Regions from separate parts of the Homo sapiens genome. Here region 1 is linked to region 2. A link is a loop called in an ENCODE intact Hi-C map of the cell type or tissue named here. Cell type or tissue: gastrocnemius medialis. All regions are shown on one strand. Each heading gives the region's core, and the rest is flanking DNA. Links, peaks and the distances in the headings are about the cores only.

The links. Peaks named below come from ENCODE experiments on the same cell type or tissue, not always from the same donor. Only the 100,000 strongest peaks of a DNase experiment are listed, where the experiment ranks them.
Region 1: a loop joins it to region 2, with 3 times the contacts of the local background. A loop is called at or near these places in 1 of 110 quality-filtered maps.

The regions. Positions count from the first base shown.
Region 1 is chr4:100,161,077-100,173,937 of GRCh38, reverse strand. No RefSeq gene overlaps it. Among named protein-coding and RNA genes, the nearest start is that of DDIT4L-AS1, 23 kb to the left of the region's middle. In gastrocnemius medialis, for the core only: no CTCF peak of the experiment used is centred there; no DNase peak of the experiment used is centred there; H3K27ac peaks cover 677 bases.
Region 2 is chr4:100,295,122-100,307,982 of GRCh38, reverse strand. No RefSeq gene overlaps it. Among named protein-coding and RNA genes, the nearest start is that of SNORA101A, 94 kb to the left of the region's middle. In gastrocnemius medialis, for the core only: no CTCF peak of the experiment used is centred there; a DNase peak (open chromatin) is centred at 5,402; H3K27ac peaks cover 2,500 bases.

The sequences.
Region 1 (12,861 bases), core at 4,900-7,399, 140 kb after region 2:
GGATTGCTGAATTTTTTCCTCCAAAATGTTCATCCTCCCCTTTAGTATAGGCACACGTCATTTTATTGCACTCCTATTTATTGAGCTTTGCAGATATTGAGTGTTTTACAAATTGAAGGTTTGTAGAAACCTTGTGTCAAGCAAGTCTATCAGCACCATTTTTCCAACAGGTTGTGCTCACTCAAGTCTCTGTGTCACATTTCGGTAATTCACACAATACCTCAAACTTTTTCATTATTTTATCTGTTTTGGTGATCTGTGATCAGTGATCTTTTATCTTACTATTGTAATTTTTTGGGAGCACCACGAACCACACCCATATGAGATGGCAAACTTAATTGATAAAGGTTGTGTGTATCCCAACTGCACCTCCAACCAGCCCTTCCCCCACCTCTCTCCCTCTCCTCAAGACCCCTTTTTCCCTGAGACACAATGATACTAAAATTAGGCCAATTAATAACTCTGCAATGGCTTCTAAGTGTTCAGTTGAAAAGAAGATTCACATATTTCTGACTTTAAATCAAAAGCCAGAAATAATTAAGCTTAGTGAAGAAGGCATGTCACAAAAAAAGCCAAGTGAAGCTTAGTGAAGAAGGCATGTCATGAAAAAGCCAAGACAGAGCAGAATGTAGACCTCTTGTGCCAAACAGTTAGCTAAGCTGTGAATGCAAAGAAAATTTCTTGACGGAAATTTAAAGTGCTGCTCCTGAACACATGAATCATAAGAAATCCAAACAGCCTAATTGTTAATGGGTAGAACGTTTCAGTGGTCTAAATAGAAGATCAAAATAGCCTAACATTCCCTTAAGCTAAAACCTAATCTGGAGCAAGACCCTAACTCTCATCAGTTCTATAAAGGCTGAGAGAGGTAAGAAAGCTGCAGAAGAAAAGTTGGAAGCCAGCAGTGGTTGGTTCATTAGGTTTAATGAAACAAGCTATTTCCTTAATGTAAAAGTGCAAGGTGGCCAGGTGTGGTGGCTCATGCCTGTATTCCCAACAGTTTGGGAGGCCGAGGTGGACAGATCGCCTGAGGTCAGGAGTTCAAGACCAGCCTGGCCCACATGGCGAAACCCCGTCTCTACTAAAAGTACAAAAACTAGCCGGGCGTGGTGGCAGACGCCTGTAATCCCAGCTACTCGGGGGGCTAAGGCAGGAGAATTGCTTGAACCCGGGAAGCAGAGGTTCCAGTGACCCGAGATCATGCCACTGCACTCAGCCTGGGCGACAAGAGAGAGACTCTGTCTCAAAATAAATAAATAAATAAATAAATAAAAGTGCAAGGTAAAGCAGCAGGTGCTGACATAGAAACTGCAGCAAGTTATCCAGGAGATCTAGCTAAGATCATTGAAGAAGGTGCCTACTGCAAACAACAGGTTTTCAATGGAAAAGAAATAGCTTTTTATTGGGAGAAGATGCCATCTAGGACTTTCATAGCTAGAGAGGAGAAATCAATGCCAAGCTTCAAAGCTTCTAAGAGCAGGCTGACTCTCATATTAAAGACTAACGCAGCTGGTGACTTCAAGTTAAAGCCAATGCTCATTTACCGTTCCAAAAATCTTAGGACCCTTAAGGAAAATGCTCAGTATACTCTACCTGTGCTCTATAAATGGAATAACAAAGCCTGGATGACAGCACATCTGTTTACAGAATGGCTTACTGAATACTTTAAACCCCCCATTGAAACCTACTGCTCATAAAACAAAAACAGGGGCTGGACGCGATGGCTCACACCTGTAATCCTAGCATTTTGGGAGGTCAAGGCGGGAGGATCACTTGAGGTCAGGAGTTTGAGACCAGCCTGGCCAACATAGTGAAACCCCATCTCTACTAAAAATACAAAAATTAGCTGGGCATGGTAGTGGGCACCTGTAGGCTACTCGGGAGGCTGAGGCAGGAGAATCGTTTGAACCCGTGAGGCAAAGGTTGCAGTGAGCCGAGATTGCACCACTGCACTCCAGCCTGGGTGGCAGAGTGAGACTCCACCTCAAGAACAAAAACAACACAAAAGAAAACAAAAACAAACAAACCAAACGAAGAGATTTTTTTTCCACATATTACAGCTTATTTACAATACCCCTAGTCACCCAAGAGCTCTGATGAAGATGTACAAGAAGATTAATGTTGTTTTCATGCCTGCTAACACAACATCCATTCTGCGGCCCATGGATCAAAGAGCAATTTCAACTTTTAAGTCTTATTATTTCAATAATACATTTTGTAAAGTTTTAGCTGCCATAGATAGTAGTTCCTCTGATAAATCTGGATGTAACTTTAAACCCTCTGGAAAGGATTCACTATTCTAGGTGCCATTAAGAGCATTGTAATTTATGGGAGGAAGCCAAAATATCAATATTAACAGGAATTTGGAAGAAGTTGATTTCAATCCTTATGGATAACTTTGAGGGGTTCAAGATTTCCGTGAAGGAAGTTACTGCAGCTGTGGTAAAATTAGCAAGAAAACCAAAATTAGAAGTGGAGCCTAAAGATGGACCGAATTGCTGCAATAAAACTTGAACAGATGAGGTGTAGCCTCTTATGGATGAGCAAAGAATGGTTTCTTGAGATGGAATCTACTCGTGGTGAAGATGCTGTGAACATTGCTGAAATGACAACAAAGGATTTAGAATATTCCATAAAGTTAGTTGATAAAACAATGGCAGTGTTTGAGAGGATTGACTCCAATTTGGAAAGAAGTTCTACTATGAGTCAAATGCTATGAAACAGCATCACGTGCTACAGGAAATCCTTTTGTGAAAGGAGAAATCAGTTGATGTGGCAAACTTCATTGTTGTTTTATTTTCAGAAATTGCCACAGCCATGCCAACCTTCAGCAACCACCACCCTGATCAGTCAGCAACTACCAACATTGAGACAAGACCCTCCTCCACCACCAAAAAGATTACGACTCCCTGAAGGTTCAGATGATCATTAGCATATTTTAGCAATAAAGTATTTTTAAATTAAAGGGTGTACATTGTTTAAGAGACTGCACTATAATGCAAACATATCTTTTATGTGCACCGAGAAACCAAAACATTTCTGGGACTCTCTTTATTGCAATATTTGCTTTATTGTGGTAGTCTGGAATGATATCCACAATATCACCAAAATATGCTTGTATATAGGTTTTATTCTAAATATTGACTTAATTCTGGAAACTGGATGGAAGATTGCGACTTTTTATTGGAATGGCTGCCTCCAAGAAGGGACATAACTTTGGGTGAGGGTACTGCCTGCAGAAGGTCTCAGCTGAAAGTTGTCAGCCACCAAAACATCCAGTTTTTGAGTAGATGAGTGTCCTGGACCTGTATGGCACACAGTGGCATCCATTACAATTGCCACTCCTTTTAAGGTGAATGTAGAAAGGTGGAAATGAGAAATTAATGTCTGTTTGAAGTGATGGAAAGGAGTTAAGTCTGCAACATTTTAAATTCCAAATTATTAGGGCTCTTGTTGGTCTCAGCTCTGCATCAATCTCATTCGGGTAACTTACATCACAGTGTTCTCAGGTTTGTGTGGAACAATTCTGACATATCAAACATAAGTCTAACTAGCATAGCATGAATCTGTAAATAAACAAAGGAAGTGTTTGCCAGTGAAAAAGGCTTTGCTAGGGTCTCATGTATTTGTAGAGGCTGGAGAGAACAGCCAGGAAGTTTTGACCTGACTCACTGAAAATGACATAAGGATAACTCCCTAAATGGCAGTACCAGCTCTCCAAACTTTTGTATGCCCAAGACTCTCCACTTATGATCTTAGGTGTGATGAAAAACAACAGACAATGAGAAAACTGATTTTTAATAATCAGTCTACAAATGTAAAGGGTCCCAGTTGAAGTAGAGGCCCAAAATAACATATTATTGAGTATAGCACCACACCAGATGGCCTCTCCCAGATCGTGTGGGGGCGAAGAATACTTTATTTGCCTGAGTCACAGAATTACTGATGTGCACGATGGGAGCCAAAGTTCAAAGCTGCTCTTGATTGGAAGCCCTGAAAAGTATTGCTTTAGTTTTTCATAGTAATCAACTCAAATGGCTGCACTTTCAAATTCTTTCATCTAGCAACTTTTAAATCATTGCAAAGAGTGGAATTTTATTAGTTTAAAAATGATTTCTTTTTGCTTATTGACTGGTATATGTTGTGTTTGTCTTTAATAAGCAGAGGAAGTAACAGTAAATCCAGTTGAATGCTGATATAAACTGTGGGGTTTCTGGCCTCAGAGGTGTAAGTAGAAGAGCAATGAACAAGGTTGTTATGGAAAAAAAGTATTTCTGGAATCCAAGCATTGCCATTATAAGTTGGTTTATCTTTATTACTCTGAGTTTCCAGAGTATTACAACAAATTACACAGTTTACAACAAACCTTTTATGATAGTCTTGTAATGTGTCTTTTCTATACTTTAATTCAAGTAGGAAAAATAAACAAAACAAAGTTTCCTCTTTAAAAAATTCAGGACTAGACCAAGAAAGCAAGCAAAAAATGTGAAAACAAACAAGCAAACAAACAAAAACTATCTCTTCAACGTGCCTTTCTATGTAGTTGCGTTTAAAGCTTCTGTTAGTAAGCACTTTTCCCCCATCACCTTTATTTATTCTACTTCTCACCTGACCCCTATCTTCACAAGATTTGCACTTATTTATAAGGCAGTTTAAAAACTCATGTATCCTGTCTAAATCATTTAAATGAAAGCTTTTGTTATGTTATAATATTTGATAATATATGATAGGAAATATGAGCCAGTCCTTTACACAGGGTGGTTGGATTCAATGTTATCATGAGCAAATAAAATGAAGTCTGTGAATACTTGCCTTAGAAAGGACCTTTGCAAATAAAACTAGGCAGAGTGAAGCATCCTTGTACAGATCAGGACAATTTAGATCATAAAGTAGTAGAGCTGTAACTAATTAATAAAAACAAGGGGAGGGTATTAATTGAAAGCAATACTGTGTTGATGTAAAAATAAATGTAAAAAATATTAATGTTAAAAAAAAGCATGCCTATTCCCAACCAAGGTAGAGCAGAGTTTCCCTAATTTGTGTAACGTGGGAATCACCTGGGTCACAAATTAACAAATTTCCAGAGCTACCCCTGGGAGATTGTGAATCAGATCTGAGGTCAATTCTGTGTTTAACAAATCTCTCTGGGATTTGATGTGACTGGGCAAGTGAAGGAATTACCAGTGCTTCTGTTTATTCTAATACAACATTCCTAAGAAATCGTCCTTTCTGCCAAACTGCATTCTAAAAATAACAGCATTCACAGAAAAAATTATGATTAGAGTTAGTCACTCAAAACCGATATTGTAACCAGAGCACTAACAAAAATAATAACAGTCCTAACCGAGCAAACAAAAAGCTACAACCGTAAAGAAATGTTACAGTAGTAAATGTAGGATTTTACTATTAAAAGAAAAAGTGAAAGCTAAAAATGAAAGGGTGTGTAAGGAAGGATCTCCTTGTTGAATCATGAAAACAAGGACAAAAAGAAAAGGATAGGGAGAACCCAACAATATGCACTTTCAAGTACAACCAAATTGATCCTAGAGGAACCCCAGGAGGTGAATGGGCTCCATAGAGCATCTTCATCTGAGGCTTGCTGCCTCCCACTGTGTTCATGTAATTTACACTCAGTTTTGTGACTTGTAGGCAACTGTGGTGAAATTGCTTATGACCAGACCAAATTCCATGTCCTATTGATATCTTCCCCCTATTTAACAATAGCTTTTGAGGTAATGAGTGTTATAGAAACACAGGTTATAGAAGTAATGGACTAAGATTGGATATGTTCATAGCTGCAGCAATGTTAAGTTAAAGTAGCCTTTCTAAGAACATATTAAATAAGGATGAAGAGGCCTGAAATGTTCATACTTTCTAACCCAGTGACTTCCTTGCAAGCATCCAAGTGTTGCTACTGGCTGCACTGCCACTGCCCACGTGGGAAATTAATTGCCACTCTTCTGGCACATGAATTCCACACAGCCCTGCTTCTTCAATGCTCTATCCTTCAATTCAAGGCCTAGGATGGCCCACTTCATAAGAAGAAGTATCATTTGAACACTTACTTTGTACTAGACACTGTACTAGAATGTTGCTGGTTAATCTTCATAATCCAATAAGCAAGATATAATTTCTTCATTTTCCTGAGGGGTAAACCTCAAAGGCATACTTAACTTCTTCAAAGACTCACAGCCATTGATGAGGTTGTGGAATCCAAATGCAAACTTATATTGACTTGGGGTTCATGGCAGGGCCACACCAGCAGGAGGCATTAAATGCTGGAAAGGCAAAGCTAGTCAGATCAAGGCAAGGTTCAAATGTAGAGGGGACCAAACACAAACAGCAACTTCTAAAGTCAGGGTAGACTGTGACTGCAGAGGCCAGAGTTCAACACTGGATGAAGACAGGAGAAAGTGAGGCTGGGCAGCAATAAGCAATAAGATTTCCTTGGCCACTGCATGCACACCCAGGAGTGTTTGCGATTGTCCTTGTGGACTGGTATAGAGGTGGTATGAAGCACACAAGCAGGCTGGCTTAAGGCCAGATGTAGGGCAGAGAGTGGATCAGCGTCTCTATCCAAGTGGTTGTTTTTCACAGAGCATCTTCCTTCCTATAGTCTACCCTAGGTCCCTGGACTTCCACTACCATCTGAGACTCCGGAAGATGCACAAACCCAAAGCCAAATGCCTGGGTTGGAATCCCTGATTTATCGTTAACTGTGTAACCTTGGCAAAGTTTCTTGTCCTCAGTTCCCTTGTCTGTAAAAATAAGTTTAATACCTCAGAGTGATTGTGAGGATTAAATGATTTAATATACATCAAGCGCTTGGAACTGCGCACAGCACAAACTTAGTAGTCTTTACTACTTCTTTCTAAGCATGACCTTTCAGTCTAACAGATACAGGCCTAATAGGGCTTGGCTTTGTGTCCCTACCCAAATATCATCTTGAATTGTACCCCATAATTCCCATATGTTGTGGGAGGGAGCTGGGGGGAGATAATTGAATCATGGGGGGCAGCTTCCCCATACTGTTATAAGTGAATACTGTCATATAGTGAATAAGTCTCATGAGATCTGATGGTTTTATCAGGGGTTTCCGCTTTTGCATCTTCCTCATTTTCTCTTGCCACTGCCGCGTAAGAAGTGCCTTTCACCTCCTGCCATGATTCTGAGGCCTCCCCAGCCATGTGGAACCGTAAGTCCATTACACCTCTTTTTCTTCCCAGTCTCGGGTATGTCTTTATCAGCAGCGTGAAAATGGACTAAAACATGGCCACAAACACAGAGGGAATTAGCAACAGAGGATGTAATCTAAAGCTCATAAAGTCATCAAGAGGCTAAATTCTCTCCAAGTTCCCCGAACACCAGGTGTGGACACAACAGACTATTTTAGGATCCCACTCACCAAATACCCTGCAAGCCACACTCTCAAGGGTTCAAGGACTTGGCAGGAAGGAGTCCACAGGTGGTAGACCTTTAGAACTCTCCACCGGGTAGGCCAGAGATTGACAGATTCTCCAACAATACACTAGTCCTCTTGACTTTAATTTAAGGCAATATTCTAAAATGCATTACTAAAGTAATTGTTAGCACTTACATGGAAAAGAAGTGAAGACCAGGGGCCACCTTACATTTTTTTATCATTCTTTTATAACAGACTAACCTAATTTATTTCTTTGATTGTCTCCCTAGACCCTAAATTTAGGTCTAAAGAAATAGAATAACTGACTTCAAATATTTGAAACACTTGTGTGCATGAAGATTACATTCATTCAACATGACCCCAAAATCCAGGGAACCAAAGCTGCTGAAAAACAGATTTTTCTGTTTGATAATAATAATGAAACCTTTCTAACAGTCTAAACCACAGGGTTGCAAACTTCCTACCGGTGGGTTGAATTTAACCCTCATGCAATCTTTTGTTTGGCTTACAAATAGTCACAAGGCACTGCATGCTGCTGTGCAGCTGTACTTTCACAATCTGTGCAATTGTGCTCAGTGACCCAGAAATGTTCACATTATAATCCAAATTTCTCTCTTTTCTTCAGAAATCTAATGGTGTACAGCACAGCCAGCATTCCCTGATAGTATTGTGGATGGATATGTACATTCCAGTCACCTGGAATGTCACTAGTTTATATCACCTGTGCCTAGAAGGCATCTGAGTTAAAGTCTCAGATAATCTTCTTAATAGATGCAAAGAAAGACCTTCTTCCATCATTAAGATTCTCTGATTCTCTAATCCTCTAAGCCTAAATGTCATTCAACAATCTCTATTTTTGCTTTTAGTTGTTTATGAGGGTAACAGGCCTTGTGTGTTCTTTTCAGTAAGAATCTAGCACCATTCTCTGCTTTAAACGTATGTCTTATTTGGCAGCTCTTTGGCCAGCAGCTGCAATGCCCCTCCCTCTCAAATTTCAAAGTAACTTTAAGAATAAGGACAGGAAATGCAAGTGCTTCAAAAAGAGCTTTTTGATGCACTCCTGTGCTGATAAATGCATGTTGAAAAGTAAATTACTACAACGGCTATCTATTTTTAACTGACTTCCGTCATATTACTTCAATACATGCTCCAATTACATATATTGAATTTCCTGACGTTCAATGACACCAAAAATCTTTTCTTGCACTTTGGGGACTTTACTGATTTATATTCTTGAGAAAATAAAGATCACGAAAGAAAGAGAGTTTAATTAATGTGTTAGGGCTGACCATACTATTATCATTAATCAGAAAAAAACAGAATCACAGTAACATTGTTCAAAACAAAATGGTGATAAAAAACAAAAACAACAGCAAAAAGTAACCTAGTCAAAGTATGTGGGTATTAGGTAAAGAAAATAGTAAGCTTGTTTTTATGAAAGCTAAAACTGTTGACTACAACTTGGATATAACATGTGGGAGGTTATGTTTCTAAATATAATGTAAATTAATCCACTCGGTCACTAGATATTATGCAGTCTCACTGCCCTTAAAACTCAATAGGAGAATCCTCTTAATAAGAGGAAATAAGAAAATCCTCAGGGAACTACTCAGAAGAAATGTGATATTAGTTTGCTTTCATAAATGTGTCTGCTAAATATTATTAAAGAAAGCACTCATTTTTGTGATCACTATCCAATAAGAAAATATATAGTAAACTATAACTTTATGGAAAGCGAGCTACCTGATACTTTAAAAAGGAAAAAACCCAATTTTCTTGTTTAAAAATGTCTAGATACACCTAATACCAAAAGAAACCTATTTCTTTTATTTCTATTATTCAGGAAATAAAATTGTATTATACTGAAAACTTAGAAAACAAATATAGTTTGAGAGATTAATAGGATTTCCTGATTAAGAAAAAGGATGCACTACTTAGAAACATCTAAACATGTGATCCTTAAACATTTTCAGATCAATTTAACATGAGTAAATTCTGCAAAAATATTTCAAATATTTTTGGTTCGAAGGCATTGCTAACATAGTTAACCCTCTGTTAAGCTTAAACTATTCTAAATAAAATGAAGGAAACTTACAAATGACAACAACCTGACCTTTTTCCTCCACTTTCTTCCCAATAAATGTATACAAGAGCTGTTATCTGAGATCATAAAGAACTGTCTGTTTCCAGGGGCAAGGTGGTGCCTGGGGAGCAAAAGTTAGGGGCCTGAGTTTGGATAATTGAGTTAAAGTTTGCAATGCACAGAAATGAGTGAAAACATTACAGACAGAAGCCTAGACTGTGATTAGAATAATATGATGCTAGGAAAAGCATATCTTTGAAATCATACAGTCTTAAATCCTTATGCGGGTATTAACAAAATGATCTGCTTTTAGGTGAAAAAAAAAAACATGACAGTAAGGGACAAGATACATGGCTTGACAGTTGCATGAGAAAATACTTGTTAATCATGTCTGTTCCAGGTTCTTCATTCTGAGGCAATTATTAGCAGCTTATAGAGAGCAGTTAAGAGAGAAGAGGATGTTTAATTTAAAGTAAGGACCATCTTTTGACTATTTGGAAGACTTTCTTTTAAAAGATAAGATCATTTATATGATCTCTCTGAGAGTGATAGATTGTGCCAATTGGCACCTCGATCAAATGAACAAGCACTTTATAGCAATCAGAACTGCCTTATAATATTTTACAAGGAGATAAGCTGCTTCTCTCTGGAAAGAAAGTTTAAATGCCACCCAGCAGAGATGCTGTAATGGCATGACTGTGCTGGGCATTGAAGAACTCTCTTTGACTTTTCAGGGCCCCTCAACTTCTAACATTCAATTGGCTTTATAATTTTAAGTGTTGGCTTACAGAAGTCAAGGTAGTTCTCATTATTTTGCTTCTTCTCTTTATTCATAAAATGGTTTAAAAATGGTTTTGAAATCTGTTTTGTTGTTGTTGTTCTTACCTTTCTCCTTTTTATTATGTTAGAATTCTACTTGGGTCATTTTTTTCCATTGCCATCCTATCTAATCTATTATATTGGTACTCATAATGATAAGTTATTCTCCCTAAAACATGTACCTGCATCAGAAAATTTCACTGCACCCCTCCATTTCCATCATTATCTGAAAACCTAAGAGAAAATAAAACCACCAAATTCACCTATACAAAAGCAAATAAATTTTTATAAATGACAAATTGTTTACTACTTCAAACCAAAAAAAGATGAAATTATACTTTTTTAAAATTATTAGAATAATAATAGCTGAAGTACATAGCCCAAGCAGAGTGCCTTAGTGGAGCAAGGCCCTGGCTGGAAGTTTTGCCTTTTCTGCTTAATTTAGTCACTCAACAAACCTGCAGGGTGGAAATTACTATCCCCATTCCAAAAACAAGAAAACTGAAGTTCAGCTCTGTTAGATGACTTGCTAGAGGTCAAAGAGCTGTGAGAATTCCCCTTGAACTAATATTATGATTCTAAATTCTGTGTTTTTCAGGCCATACAGATTTCTTCCCCTTAGCAGAAGCAAAGTGGCATTTGGGACAGAAATTGTTTTTAAAACTTAAGGAAATAACAGTGAGCAGGACATTAAGTGAAAAGCTAAAAGGCTTTGAAATCACCTTTTGAAAAATTATAGTAGTAAGGGAAATTTAACATAATTGACTCCATTTTGCTTCTACCAGGCAAAATTGCTTTTGCCCACTCTTGTGCAGAGAACATAATAGCCCTTTCCTTGAACTGATCCATTCGTTTTTCAAAGATTGAAACTGTATTTGTGAAAACTAATAAAAAGCCACAAGATTAGAATAATGGCAGAAGCCTGAACTTTGTTAAAGAACATGCATGGTTAAACAATAACTATTCATTGCTTGCTTAGCTTGCTTTTCTATAGTTGCTTATTGCCCTAGAGTCATGTAACCGGAAGTCACAAGATTTGTTAACTTCCCCAACTGCTCCTATAAATAACATCACTATTGTTAGACCTAAAGGACTGGTCTTTGAGATCTTTCTCAGATTTAGCATTTTGGCATATTAAGAGACACAGACCTGTGACCCATACCAAGGAACTGACTCAACTGGTCCTGCAGCCCCTGGCCGGGAACTGACTCAGCTGTAGTTTCAATATCTCTGTGATTCCATCCCCAAACAATCAATTGTTTCAGTTCCCCAGTCCCCTGCCTGACAAAGTATCCTTAAAAGTTATTGCCTCTGAATTCTCAGGAAGGTGAATTTGAAAAATATCTTCTGTCCTCCTCCCACATCTGTCCTGTGATTATTAAACTCTTTCTCTGCTGCAATACCTGCTGTTCTCAGTGTATTGGCTTTTGGGGGGCAGCTGGCAAGAAGAACCCATTGGGCTGTAACAGCTTTAGTGCACAGCTTCCTGATTAAAAGATAAAGCACCTCAGAGTCATATGTGTGAGAAAGTTACAAGATATGTGCCTGAAATTTAGCCCAAAGAAGCTAAATGGCGTGATATTACTAGGCATCACCAAATTGCAGAATTAGTCCCTTTCAAGACACTGAAATAAGCTAATTAGAAAAAATTGCTAATATAGAATATTTTAAAGTTGTTTAGTGCTTCTTTAATTTAAGTACAACAAATCTATGAGCCTTTTGTCAAAGAGATATCTCTACATCACATACTGGAGCACTTGGCGTGGTGTTGGTACATTAAAAATGCCATGCAAGGCAAGACTGACTGGCTGAAAGAACGAATGAATAAATGAAATTATGTAAGGCAAAACGATGGGGTCATAATAACACATATAACAATGTTTAGCAGTACAGAATGCTCAGTGCTATCCTAGACTTACAGAATCTCTCATTTGCCCATTTGTAGGGTTTCCTCATTAATAATTCATTCATTTTTATTAAGCATCTCCTCTGTGCCAGGTGCTATACTAAGAACTTCACATGTATTTTATCAGCTATTGCTCGTAAAAACCCTTTGAGACAGTATAGCATGGAGGCTATGAACACAAACTCTGGAGCCGTACTGGATGGATCTGCCATAGCACCTACTAACTGTGTCAGTTTGGGCAAGATATTTAACCTCTCCGTGCTCAGTTTTCTAATCCGTAAAATGGGATAAAGAAAGTTCCTATCTCATAGACTTCTTAGATAAGTGCCTGGCATAGAGTATAGAAAGTATTTGCTGTTATCATTCAGATATAGCAACAGACTGCCTGTATTCTAATCCTACCTTCACCTCTACTTATGTGATCATGAAAAGTAACTTAATCTCTCAGCGGCATGGTTTTTTTCATCTGCAAACAGATGAAAATAAAACATCTTGAGGCTATTTATCAATTAAACAAGTTAATATAAGTGGCTAAAACAGTGTGTGGCATATAAAAACACTCAATATTTGTTGATTATTATAACCTTTATTTTATAGATGAGAAAACTGAGGTTTAGCAAAGGTAAGCGA
Region 2 (12,861 bases), core at 3,903-6,402:
GATAGATGGTTAGATACATATATAATGCATCCATTTATATACAAAAAGTAAGTTAACTGGAAGTACCTTCATAATTTTGTGGAAAACTGAGTCAGAAAACAGTATATTTGAGGAATTAATTCTTTAAAATAGAAAATAAATTTTTTTAATCATGATATTATGTATCAATTGTAATGAAATACCCCAAAAAGAGCAAAGCATGGGGAAGAATTTTATAGGAAACTGCAAAATCAGGCTGAATAACTCTTAAGTCCTACATACTCAAAATCTCAGATTTTTATATGAAAAAATAAAAATTACTTTTTAAAGCATCTACCACCCATCTCTGCTACCCATCTGTACCTTCATTGGCATACGTCATAAAAACTTGGCTGTAGGACTATTTCTATATATCATGTGCAGTTACATTCAGCTAACAGTTTGGGGACTGCAGGTATGAGAATTTTATCTAGTGCTATGAATCTGACATGTTTCTGCTCTCTTTTAGGAGTTCACAACTGAGAAGGAAGAAGAAAGACACCAAATAACACCAAACCAGATGTGCTCTGAGAAGTGCTAGTCTACAGAAACAGCAGAAGAGGGGTGAAAGCCAAGTGGGGCATCTGAAAAACCTTGTGGGACAGTTGAGATATGAGATTTAGGATGTTGTGGCTAGAAATATGGGAACAGGGCATACAGAGGAGAAGCAGATGAGTGATGCCAGCCAAACTATGTGCGGTCTAGGGAGAAGGAAGAGGTCAGCTGGACCCTGAGAAGCTGGAGCATGGATTGTGGCATTGTCAATTGGGTCAAAGAGATAACCTAGGAATAGAGTGGAGAAACTCATGTCCTTATCTAATGAAGCTGTATTTTTCCCAAATACCAGAAAAGAATGAAACATAAAAGCATGTGATTCCTTCTAATCATCTAACTCTTTCCTGAAAGCGAGGAATAGCTAAACAAAAGCAATAACAATAACAAGAACAATATAGTCCTTCCTTCACGGATTCCACACACATTTTCAGTGGAAAAACTGATTCCTAGTAAGTGATGCAATGGACCAAGAGTCAGTAGAACCAAGGTCTAGCTGTGGTAACTTAAATTGTTCACAACATAACTTTGGGTCAATCTGGGTAACAGTTTCCTTAGCAATAATGCCAGTCAGCTGGATTTGCAGAAAGAGCCTGCTGAATCCCACCATTTCTATGGCGTTGTCTCAGAGAAGGTAAGAAAAAGCACAGCCCTCCCTCCACCCGCTCAGTATATTTGGGCTTCTGCATGCACTTTCACTTGAAGAAAATGTGCTAAACTTTACAAACCATTTGAGAAACACCTGACTACATCATCTCTAACATTCCTTTAGCTGTTACATGCTATAAATCCATGCTATTTCTTTTGTTCATATAACTTAAAAGTGCATTTCTCATTAACACCCAAATATGCACCATATATATATTCATGTGCCATTGTGAATGCATTTGATAAGGCCTAACATGGGATCCAGTTTTGTTTCTTCATCTAACAGGCTTTTGGATATGTTTTCTCATATTTGCTAATGGACATATAGGTAGGCAAACGAACACTCTAAATGCAGAGCATGATTTGTGGTATAAAATAATAGAAACCAAGTAAAATTTTCCATGGCAAATGAGTTTTTGACTTAGTCATTGTCCCAGCAGTTCTTGGTGTCCTGAAAAATGCAGGAGATTAACCAGACTGCTGGATGCCAAATTTGCCAAATCTCCTGTCTTGCTCCATTAATCCCTCAGTGACTCAGAGAATGTAGTTCTTAGCAAGTTGCCTAGTCAGTAAAATGGCCAGCATACAATGATATGTAAGCATTAACTAACAAGGATGAATGATTCTTCTTGACTTCCTGAGCAAGTGACTTGGGCAAGGCCTAAGGGAGAGTTAACACTAAGGCCAGCCTTAGGCCTGACATGAATGGTTGGGTTCCCAAATTCCAGAGGATAGATTGGTTCCAGTCAAATAAGAGAGGTAAAGATCTATTTTGTGCAAGAGTAAGCCATATTCAAAATTGAAAATCTAAAGATGAATTTTGGAATTTCCCCCGCTACATGACCCTTAACTCCCCACAGCTCTGCTTCCCAGCACCCAGTGCCTTGTGCCTTTGGCCGGCTCTCAGATCCCGTAGCAGCTGAGACTGCCCATCTAGGCCTTTTCTTTTCTTTATTTAATTTGTAGAAGTGCTCACTGCTCCACACCTTTGCCTATCTCCCTTTTTCCAGCACAAAGGCCACCGGAGCTACATCCCACTGCTTAGGACTGCTCTCTGTTAGCTTTTAGACAGGAAATGTGACCTGCACATCTGTGTTCATGTTTCAAGCTGTTAGTGAAACTTGTAACCTATCCAGGAAAGAATTAACCTGGCATCATGTGAGAGGTTCTACCAACTAGTTCTGACCATCCTGAAGACAAGAATCTTAACTGCACTAATTGCCAGGAGGGCTCTAATAAAATCTGGAAGTTCTCTTTATTTTTAACTTAGTGAGTAAGAAAATGAAAAATGGATGAGCCTTAAAGGATTGAACCTAAACTAGAATTAGATACATATTTATTTTATTATACAACTGACTTAGGCGACAATCCAGTCAGCAGATCATAAAGGATGCACAGTGGGGGTTGTGATGTATATTTCCAGTTCCTCATCAGCAAGACTCAGTGAAAACCCTTTGTCAAGTGTGACTGAGAGAATGATTTCCATATTGTCACATCCTGCTAATCTTCCACACATCACCTACTCTTGTCCCACACCAGACTGCCATGGGAATGGGTACATTCTTATATCCCTATTGTTAAACATAGTCTTTGTATTTGCTCAAGGTTCAGATTTTAATAGAAATATTTTAAGCAGTATTATTGCTAAGAGGCCGTGTTTACCTCCAATATGCAGCCCTTGTTGTTCCCTACTTCTTTCAGGAATGGTGTGTGTTTGTGGCTCACACCCATCTGCAATCTCCCAACTGCACTTAGCTTGCTTCCTGTGTGTGCTGCCGGATTAACATTACTGCTGTACTGAGATACTGGTGAAAATTATAGTCCATTTGTTTTCATAAGAGTAGGAATTTTCAGTGTCAAGGCATATTTTTTTAAATGAATTCTCCTCTGGAGCAGAAATGTTGAAACCATAAAGATTCTATTGTGATGTCATTAAATCTCATTAGGCTTCTGTGTAACACGGATAATTCCTAATAGCATATACAGTTGCTTCCTTAATATGCCACTTGGATGTTTTAAAGGCACTCGAAATAATATTTCACACAAAAAAGCTTGAATTCCATCTCATTTTTCAATATTGGTTCCTCCCAATCCTTCTCCACCTCATCAAAATCGCACATTCAGCCAGTAACTAAAGTCAAAAATGTACAAGACATCCCAGTTTTCTCATTTCTCATTTTCCCTGTCTAATCCATCAGTAAAAGTTGTAGGCTCAACCTCCAAAATATTCCTCCCTTACTCCCTCCTCCACATAGCCACAGCCACCATCACCTCTGACCAGGGCTATGTATGCTATGGCCTCCTGATCACTCTCCTACCCTCATGTCTGCACCAGCTACAGATCATTCTTATCAACAGAGTGACATTTATAAAATATAAATCAGATCACTTCACTACCCTGAATAAAACTCTTCCTACTGAACTTAGAATAAATTCCAACTCTTACCCATTACCTGTTAAAACATACGTAGTCTTGCTTCTTCCTCCTTCCCAAGCTCCAAGGGCAAGCAACAAGGTCTTCTCCATTCTCTTGCCATAACACGTTTGACAGGTGGCACCTTCTCATTCTATGGGTGTCAGTTCAAATGTCACCTCCTTCCAGGCCATTCATAGCCACCCTCTTCCCTTGACCTAGTCAGACTTGAAGGGTAGGGTAGCCTAGCTATTCCCTTTATGGCCTTTACTTTGTCTGATTGACAATATTTATTTTTTGGTATACAGCCTAGCATCCACTTCTAGGATGCAAGCTCCATGAAGACAGAACCTTGTCTGCTTTGTGCATTGCTCTATCTCCCACCACATGGCAATACCAGGCACAGAGCAGGCCCTCAATGAATATATGATGGCATTGAATGATTATTTGTTTGGAATACTGGCTGTGTCACTTACTTAACTGGGTTACCTTTGTAACATTACTTAATTTCCATTTGCCTCAGTTTTCTCATCTATAAAATTAGGACAAAGCAGAATCGATCTCATTAGGTTGTTGTGAAGATTAAAATAACATATGTTGGCTGGGCATAGTGGCTCATGACCATAATCCCAACATTTTGGGAGGCCAAGGTGGGAGGAACTTTTGAGGACAGGAATTCAAGACCAGCCTGAGGAACAAAGCAAGACCCTATCTCTACAAAAAATACAAAATATTAGCTGGGCATGGTGTCAAGTGCCTATAGTCCCAGCCACTTGGGAGGTTGAGGTGGGAGGATCCCTTGAGCGCAGGAATTTTAGGCTGCAGGGAGCTATGATTGTACCACCACACTCCAGCCTGGGCAACAGAGGGAGAACCTGTTTCCAATAAATAAATACAGAAAATAAAATAAAATATGTAAAGCACTCAAAAGAGCACTAATTAAGTATTATTATTGTTATTGAAAAACTAAATGAGCCACCTCATGTGAGCTTTATTATCAAGTAATCACTATCAAGAAACAAATGAATTTTAAAAAGGGCCCTCTGAAGATGACACTTTAACCAACAGAGAAATTCCAAAAAAGAAAAAAGGGCATATCTGATTTTACGGTAAATGGTGGGTGAGTTTTGTGGGTCCCATCAAATTCTTCTCCAGGACTTGCTCCTCTTTCTAAGCATAAGGCTGAAGCTAACTCTATAAGGAAGAGCACACAGTACAGTATTTGCCTGCAACTGTGGTCATTTAACCACTCAGTCTCCTTTCATCTATGAAATAGTAAGATGATATATACCGTATTATAATTACAGTATATTAAAAAATAGCTATATAAGAATATCTAAGTCAGAGAGTTAGATGAGATGTATACAACTTACATAAAAATACATTGCCTATATGAAGACTAGCAGGAAGTTGAGGTTGGCAGTGTTGTCTCTTTATTCCCACTCAATTACTTGGGTCCCTTCTAGGCTAGGTGCTAGGAAAGTATCACATGCTGACTGTGGATGCTTGCAACACTGAGAATAAAACAGAACCCTGATCTCAAGGAGTCCAGAGCATGGAGGGAAGGCGGCCCTGTAATCCAAGTGAACACTGCCATGATGGCAACCAGGGGACAAGCAAGAGTTCCCGAGGTTGCTCGACCCGGACCATTACTAACTCCATCTGCAGTGGGTGGGGGGTTTGTTGGGGAGGGCTTCCCGATCTCAGCTGCTGTGACCCAGAGACTGGTCTTGTGGTCAGGAACATATCCAGGAGAGCAGGAGAGCTCTGAAACTGATCTAGAGTTTTGGCTCTGTTTGAGGTACACCTAAGCTGGCCCCGAGACATTCAAACCTCAATGAAACTCAAACCGAATGTGCTATTTTCCAACTTGTAAGCTGACCCTAGGGCCGCCTGTACTTCTCGGAAGTTCTCTAAATTGAAGATCTAGAGCCAGGATAAACCACTAGGTTTTCTTGGAATGCCCATTACTGCTGCAATCACCTCTTATCTGCCTGCCTGCTTCAAAGTATAAAGAAATTTTATACTTTTTGAGGCCCAGTGTAAACCTCCTCTCCTTCAAATTGCTTTCCAGTCCCCTGTGCATATTAATCTCCCCCAACCAACCACAACCTGCCCCTGATGTATTCTTTTAAAGTCACAAAATCCATCATATTTTTATTGCATAATTATTTATCTTGGCACATGTTTCTTACATTTGATAACACAAACCACTAATAGAAAAAAATAGGAATGTGTTCTTTTTTGGGGGAAGAGGGGAATTTTCTGCTTTGTTTTCAGTGTTTTGCATAGACACTTGAGCCACAGTCACAGACTCATACTCTGAAACAAAGGCCCTAAAAAATGAAATGAATACAGTATTTGAAATGGAACAGGTCTGGTGCTTAGGAGAAAGGGAAAAAGGGGGCAGAACACAAGAACATCTTTATATTGTAATTTAAGTAATGTAGGGAAGGATTTCCAACCAACTCTGGCACTATAATCTGCCTAAAGTTCTTTCCACTGGGCGCTAACCTGACTGGAGACTCATTTGGTTTAATCATGACTCTTTTTGAAAAAGTAAGTATCATCTAGTGAGGTATCAGTCACTCATAGAAGGTGTAAGATTATGTTTAAAGACAAGCAGATGCTAAGGAAAACATATGTTAAATAGTGAATCAATAAACATTTGCCTTTTATTAGCTGAATAACCTTAGAAACAATCTCCCCCAACTCTTAGACCCTCAGAATATTTGCTCCAAAACAGGGATAACGAAGCTTTTTTTCAGAGAACTGGGGTAAGGATATGGATAAGGTTTATGTGAAAGTGCATGAAGCAGTAGGAACTCATGTGGTAAGTTCCTACTGTTCACATTGTGGGAACTCCCTGCAACATGAATAGCTAGTTTATCATTCATTAATTCATTAGCTAATACCTATTTATCCCATACCTACTATATGCCAAGTGCTATGGCTACAGTAGTAAACAAGAAAGAATAGTCCCTATTTTCATGATGGGAAAGATGCATATTTAGCAAATTGTAGCAAAATTAAATAATTGCTACTGTGACATGTGAAGAAAGAACAATAGAGCACCAAAAGAGTGAATAACAGGGAGAGCCTTCCCTAATCTTTTGCGTGGTTGGTTAGAAAGGACTTCAGGAATGGGAATCCATACACGAGGCAAGAAGAAATTGTGGAACATGATGCTTCCTGGGTAATGCTTGTGCGGCCAAAGAACTGCTTAAGATAATAGAGTTTAAGGGCGGTAGGGAGGGCAGAGGTAGCGACTGGGATGGGCATGAGAACAGATAAGGAAAGTCTCTAAATTACGAGTGAAAGATGAGATATGGCTGCTGGGCATTGTCCCAGCACAGTCCTAAGACTAAAACAAGCAGCTATTAAGGTGCCATCATATCTGAAATGTTAATAAATAAGATTTTTTTCCTTACAAGCTCCTCAGTTGTCCCTCCTCTGCTTCCTACCTCCCTCACTTTCATCCCAATCCCTGGGAAGCCTATACTCCTAGGCATAGGAGAAGAATATAACCGAGCAGAAAGCAAAACACAGCAAAAATTTTCCTAGATAATGTTTCCGAAGACAAAGTCTTTAGGTGCAGAAAGCACTCCTGACATAAGCAAGTGTTTGAGACCAAGGGATGTAAGAAATGTTGAGCTTCTCAAATCAAGGAGATTGGGGAAGGTAGAGTTCCCCGCAATGCCTTTGTCTCAACTGAAATGTACAAAATATCCCCCTGGCTTGGGGAAGGGAAAGAGAAAAGACAGTTGGCGACAAAACAATGAGAGTGAGTCTAGAGGGGGCAATTGTTCTGCCCCTAAAATGTGGCCAAGCCCAAGAAAGGTATGAAATCTCCAAAAAATAAAGAACCACTCCTTCCTTATAGAACCTCAAGGTGTTGGCAAAACCCTTGGGGATGTACTGGCTGAATGGCTGGTTGAGACACACATGGTGAGTCTCACATGCCCTGTGAAATGATCTGATAGTTCTTGTACTCACAGACTCTTCATGCAAGTAGTCAACGGAGCCAGAGCCAACAGGGCTAGACATAGGCACAAGGTGCATCAGGACAGCAAGCCGTAGAGGCAAATGACCAAGTCCCAACAGGATAATAGAGACCTTGAAACTTCCTATTTCAGAGAATTGGGTAGAGGCTATTTAGGAATCATTAGGACATTGAAGACACTGAATTGACTGAGATGAAATAACACTTCTTTCACAAAATGGAGGTTTAGAGATAAAAAATAGTTGTTACATAAAAACTAAAAGTTATATGTTTGCGTGCCTTAGTTTGTGAACTGAAATTCACACCTACTACACCTAGATGTTCTTAGATGCCAGTTTTGCTTTTCCATCACCTGAGCTCTTCCCAGACTCCTTTATTTCAAGTTAAATTTCTGCACTTCGGTTAAGTCCCAGGATTACTGCAAAGATGCTTTCTAAAGGGAAAACAAATCATTACAGATTTTGCTATTATTATTGTGAACCTATGTGTCCTGCTGTGAAGTGGCCTCCATTTAATAGGCTGCAAAAAAAAAAGATGAAAAGCACAGCAATTATTATCCTCCTCAGATGCAGGAACTGAGCTCAGGCCCCAGCAACTGGAAATATGTATATATCCTGGTGTTGGCAAAGCTTTTAGCCGTTCTGCCTGGAGTCTTTCTTTGAAGTATGTCCAAATGGGACTTTGAATACCAGACACTAGCCACTCCTTGCTCTCTACTACAGGATTAAGAAACATGGTTTTGTTTGATGGCATGTCATCTAAGGTGGTTTTTACCTTTTAAATAAAAAAGATTACTCAAGCTTCAAAGCTAGTTGTTCCTTGGCAAAGGGTAACACAAATTCTTGGGGGAAGAGAAAAAGGATAAAAATTCTGAGTCTTTCTGGTTCCCTCTGGAGTTCCTTGTTAGGTCACTTTCACCAATTAGCTCCCAAAGATCCTTGCTGACAGCAATTTATAGATGAAAATCCAAACCAAATGAGCCCCAGCTGTGGGACAAAGGCTTCCATGGTAAAGCAGGGAACAGATTAGAAGCTGGCTTAAGCACACACACACACACACACACACACACACAAACACACACAAAACTAACTACGGGAATTCAGCTAAGGAAACTCAAGGAGGTCTGGACTCCAGGGAATAAATTCTGAGTCACTCCAGCCATTTCCCATCTCTCTCTGTCCTTTTTTTTCCTTTTTTTCTTTTTTTTCAAATCTGCATGGCCTGATCCTCAGGCCCTGACTCAATCTTTCTGCATGCTACATTGAGTCACTTGGCCTTGAAATCTGAGCATGGTTAAAAGTTGAAAATCATTCTAGGGTCTGTTTTCTACCAACCTCCTGGTATACCATTATTTTGTCCTTATAAAAAGGAGATAAAAATGTCACAGGCAGAACTTGGAAGAAAAATTCAAGTAAATAGAACAATAAACTTCATAAATAGAAAGTGCTTTCAGAGTGTGTCCCAGGCAAGGTTATGCATGGTTTGAAAAGAACTGAATTTTAATAGACAAAATGTTGCACTCTAAATGCTTTTTACAATGGTAGCCCCATTGTGACCAGCTTTTCAATTAGCTCAGGAGAATTGTGTTTTTCATGTGATTTTGCCAAAACTTAATATTCATAGAAATGATACTGTGCTCAGGATACCTGAGATCAGACCCGAGGAATTTCTCTAAATAGCAAAGGGACCAAAAGGTCATTGCAGTACCTGCAGAACATTAGAGAAGGAAGGATTAGAAAAACTACACCAACAAAATGCTTGTATCTTTGCTGTATAAGTTTGCTAGGACTGCTATAACAAAATGCCACAGAATGAATGACTTAAACAACAGAAATTTACTTTCCCACAAATATGGAGGCTAAAAGTCCAAGATCGAGGTCTTGGCAAGTTTGATTTCTCCTAAGGCTTCTCTCCTTTGTTTGCAGATGGCCACCTTCTCACTGTGTTTGTCCCGTGGTCATTCCTGTGCGTGCACACATCCCTGGTGTCTCTAAGTGAGTCTAAATGTCCTCTTCTTATAAGAACACCAGCCATATTAGATTAAGATCATTTTAAATTACTGTCTTCAAATACAGTCACATCCTGAAGTAACAGGATATTAGGAGGTGGCACAACTCAGCCCACAACAGTGTCTTATACCAACATTTAATGCTGCTGAGTATTATAGCCACAATCTACATAGTTGGGGTCTTAAAAGAAAGTAGGTCACACAGGTAACAATACTCAGATAATGAATAATCATAATTTGTACTCATGTTATTAAATCAATATATTTTCCCTGTATATTGCAGAATACGCTCTTGCCACCCACCCCTCACCCCCCAAAATCCCTATGGTATGGTAAGCTCTGTGGCTCTCAACCAGCAAGCTCTGTCTCCATTTGGTCCAAGAACTGGAAGTAAGGAATGCCTGATACAAATGGCAAGGGTGCAATGAAAGGAGGGTGGGAAGCACTTGGAATCCCTGCGGCCCCTCTTTCTCCCCCACAGGTCTCTTCCTAATTCTCTCCACTCCCAAAAAGTGGAGATTTCTAAGGTTGACTTCTAGAAATAAATGGTGCTATAATTCTAACACATTCCATCCAACTCAATAGATCAAGAATGTATTAAGCAAATATTTTGGACCAGATACTATGTCAAGCACTGAAGGTGACAAAGAACCTGGTTTGAATGAGGCTTTGACCTCAAATAACTCTTTTTCTTGTAGAAGGGAATGATTCCAATAAAGATAACCAACTATAATGTAAGGCAGAACAGAATGAATGTAGGAAGAGTTAGAAACAAATACTATGTGTAGTAGTACTTCAATGAAAAACAAGAAATAAATACTGCTTGGAATATATAAGAGGAAGAGATCATCTCCAGTTGGGGCTGTTAGAGAAAGCTCCACAGAAAAGCTGGAAGATGGGCTTTGATAAAGGTATATGACTGATAGAGAAGTTGGGAAATAGAGAAAAAAAGAACATTTCATGAGACAGGAAAAACACATTGTATGTAGTACAATCAGGAAAATATAGATGCGAGCCATATTTTACCTTGTTTGAATATCAGTTAGTGTTAATTTAGTAGACAATGGGGAGCTATTGAGGTTTTTAGGAAAGGTGTCAGGCTGTCTTCGTTTTGCTTTATAGAAATTAATCTAACAGCAATATATGTAATGGGTTGGAAGGGGAGTCTGGAGAAAGGGGTACTGGATTAGAAGTGATTGAAGTAGCCAAGAAGAATTAATATAAGGCCAAATTCTTGGCTACAGTGAAAATGGGGAAAAGGAAGTTGACTTGAGAGAATCTTTCAGACATTTGGCGTTAAACACAAATTGGGCTAGGAAGGCAAAGTCGAGAAAAAGTACTTCCTATATGACAAAATGAACAGAGAATTTTGTAGAAGAGATGACAAAAAGTGTGGCACATAGTCTTTCAAAGATGGCTGTGTTCAGTCATTCTTGCATTGCTATAAAGAAATACCTGAGACTGAGTAATTTATAAAGAAGAGATTTTGATTGGCTTACTGTTCTGCAGGCTGTACAGGAAACATGACCCCGGCATTTGCTCAAGTAGCTTTCACTCATGGCAAAAGGTGAAGTAGGAGCAGGCATGTTACATGGCAAAAACAAGAGCAAGGGAGGTGGGAGGTGCCACACAGTTTTAAAGGATCAGGGAGAACTTACTTCCACGAGGACAGCAGCAAGCCATGAGGCATCTGTCGCCATGACCTAAACATCTCCCACCAGGTCCCATTCCAACACTGGGAATTACAATTCAACATGAGATTTGGTGGGGACATACATTCAAACTATCTCAATGGCCCCAGACAGTCTCTCTTCTCCTGGCACCAGCATGTTACTACTCACCCCGAGTTGTGGCATATTTCCCCTCCCCTTGAATGTGGGCTGGCCTCGAGACCTACTTTGGCATGTAGATTGTGCCTGATGTGACATTCTAAACTTCTTAGCACAGTTCTTAAGAGAAGAGATCTCCTCTTGGAACCCAGCTGCTGCAAGGGAAGGAAGTGTTGACTAGGCTACTGAATGATTAGAATCCAAATGAGAGAAACTCTGAAGGAGGAGATCATCTTAGAGGTTTTTCCCAGCTGAGTGAAGACCCTAGATAGGATCAGCAGAAGAACTGCCTTGCTGATCCTCACTCAACCCAGAGAATTATGAAAAATAATAAACCATTGTTGTTTTAAGCCACTAAGTTTTGAAGTAGCTTGGCACACAGCCATAGATAATGAAACATAGGGTTAAGCCCATAGGGAATCTGTATTCATCTGCTTGGGCTGTCATAACAAAATACCACAGACTTGCGGCCTAAACAACAGATGTGTATTTTCCCATAGTTCTGAAGGCTGAAAGTCCAAGATCAAGGTGCCAGCATAGTCGAATTCTGATGGGGCTCTCTTCCTGGTTTGAAGATGACACATTTTCATTCTGTCCTCACATGACCTTTCCTCTGTGAGCACCAGAGAGAGAGAGAGAGTTCTCTGGTGTCTCTTCTTACAAGGACATTAAACCTATCAGATCCAGACCCTACCTTTATGACATGGTTTAACTCAGTTACTTCCTCAGAGGTTTCATCTCCAAACACAGCCACACTGGGGGTTAAAGCTTCAACCTATTAACTTGGGGGGACACAAACATTAAGCTCATAATATAAAACTTCAAAGTCAAAGAGATTTTTTTTTTCTAGAGGCAAGAGTGAAAGGTAGAGAGGTGGATTAAACTCAAAACTGTCAAGGCTTAGAATCACTACACAACCCAGCACAGTGCCTACTACATTGGATGAGCTCAAGAAATCTCATTGAACAAACAGAAAAATGAATTACTTGATAACTTTTAGGTGGAGCCTCAAAGTATAAAGGTTGTTTCAAGGACAGTTTTATGGGTAATACCATGTCTCAGGGAAGAATCAACTGATTCTCTGAAATAAGCTAGCTGAGAATTCTTAAAGAGGATCACCTACAGGCCAGGCACATTGGCTCACGCCTGTAATCCCACACTTTGGGAGGCCTAGGCAGGTGGATCATGAGGTCAGGAGATCGAGACCATCCTGGCCAACATGGTGAAACCCCGTCTCTACTAAAAATACAAAAATTAGCCGGGCATAGTGGCATGTGCCTGTAGTCCCAGCTACTCAGGGGGCTGAGGCAGAAGAATTGCTTGAACCCAGGAGGCGGAGGTTGCAGTGAGCCGAGATCGTGCCACTGCACTCCAGGGTGGGCGACAGAGC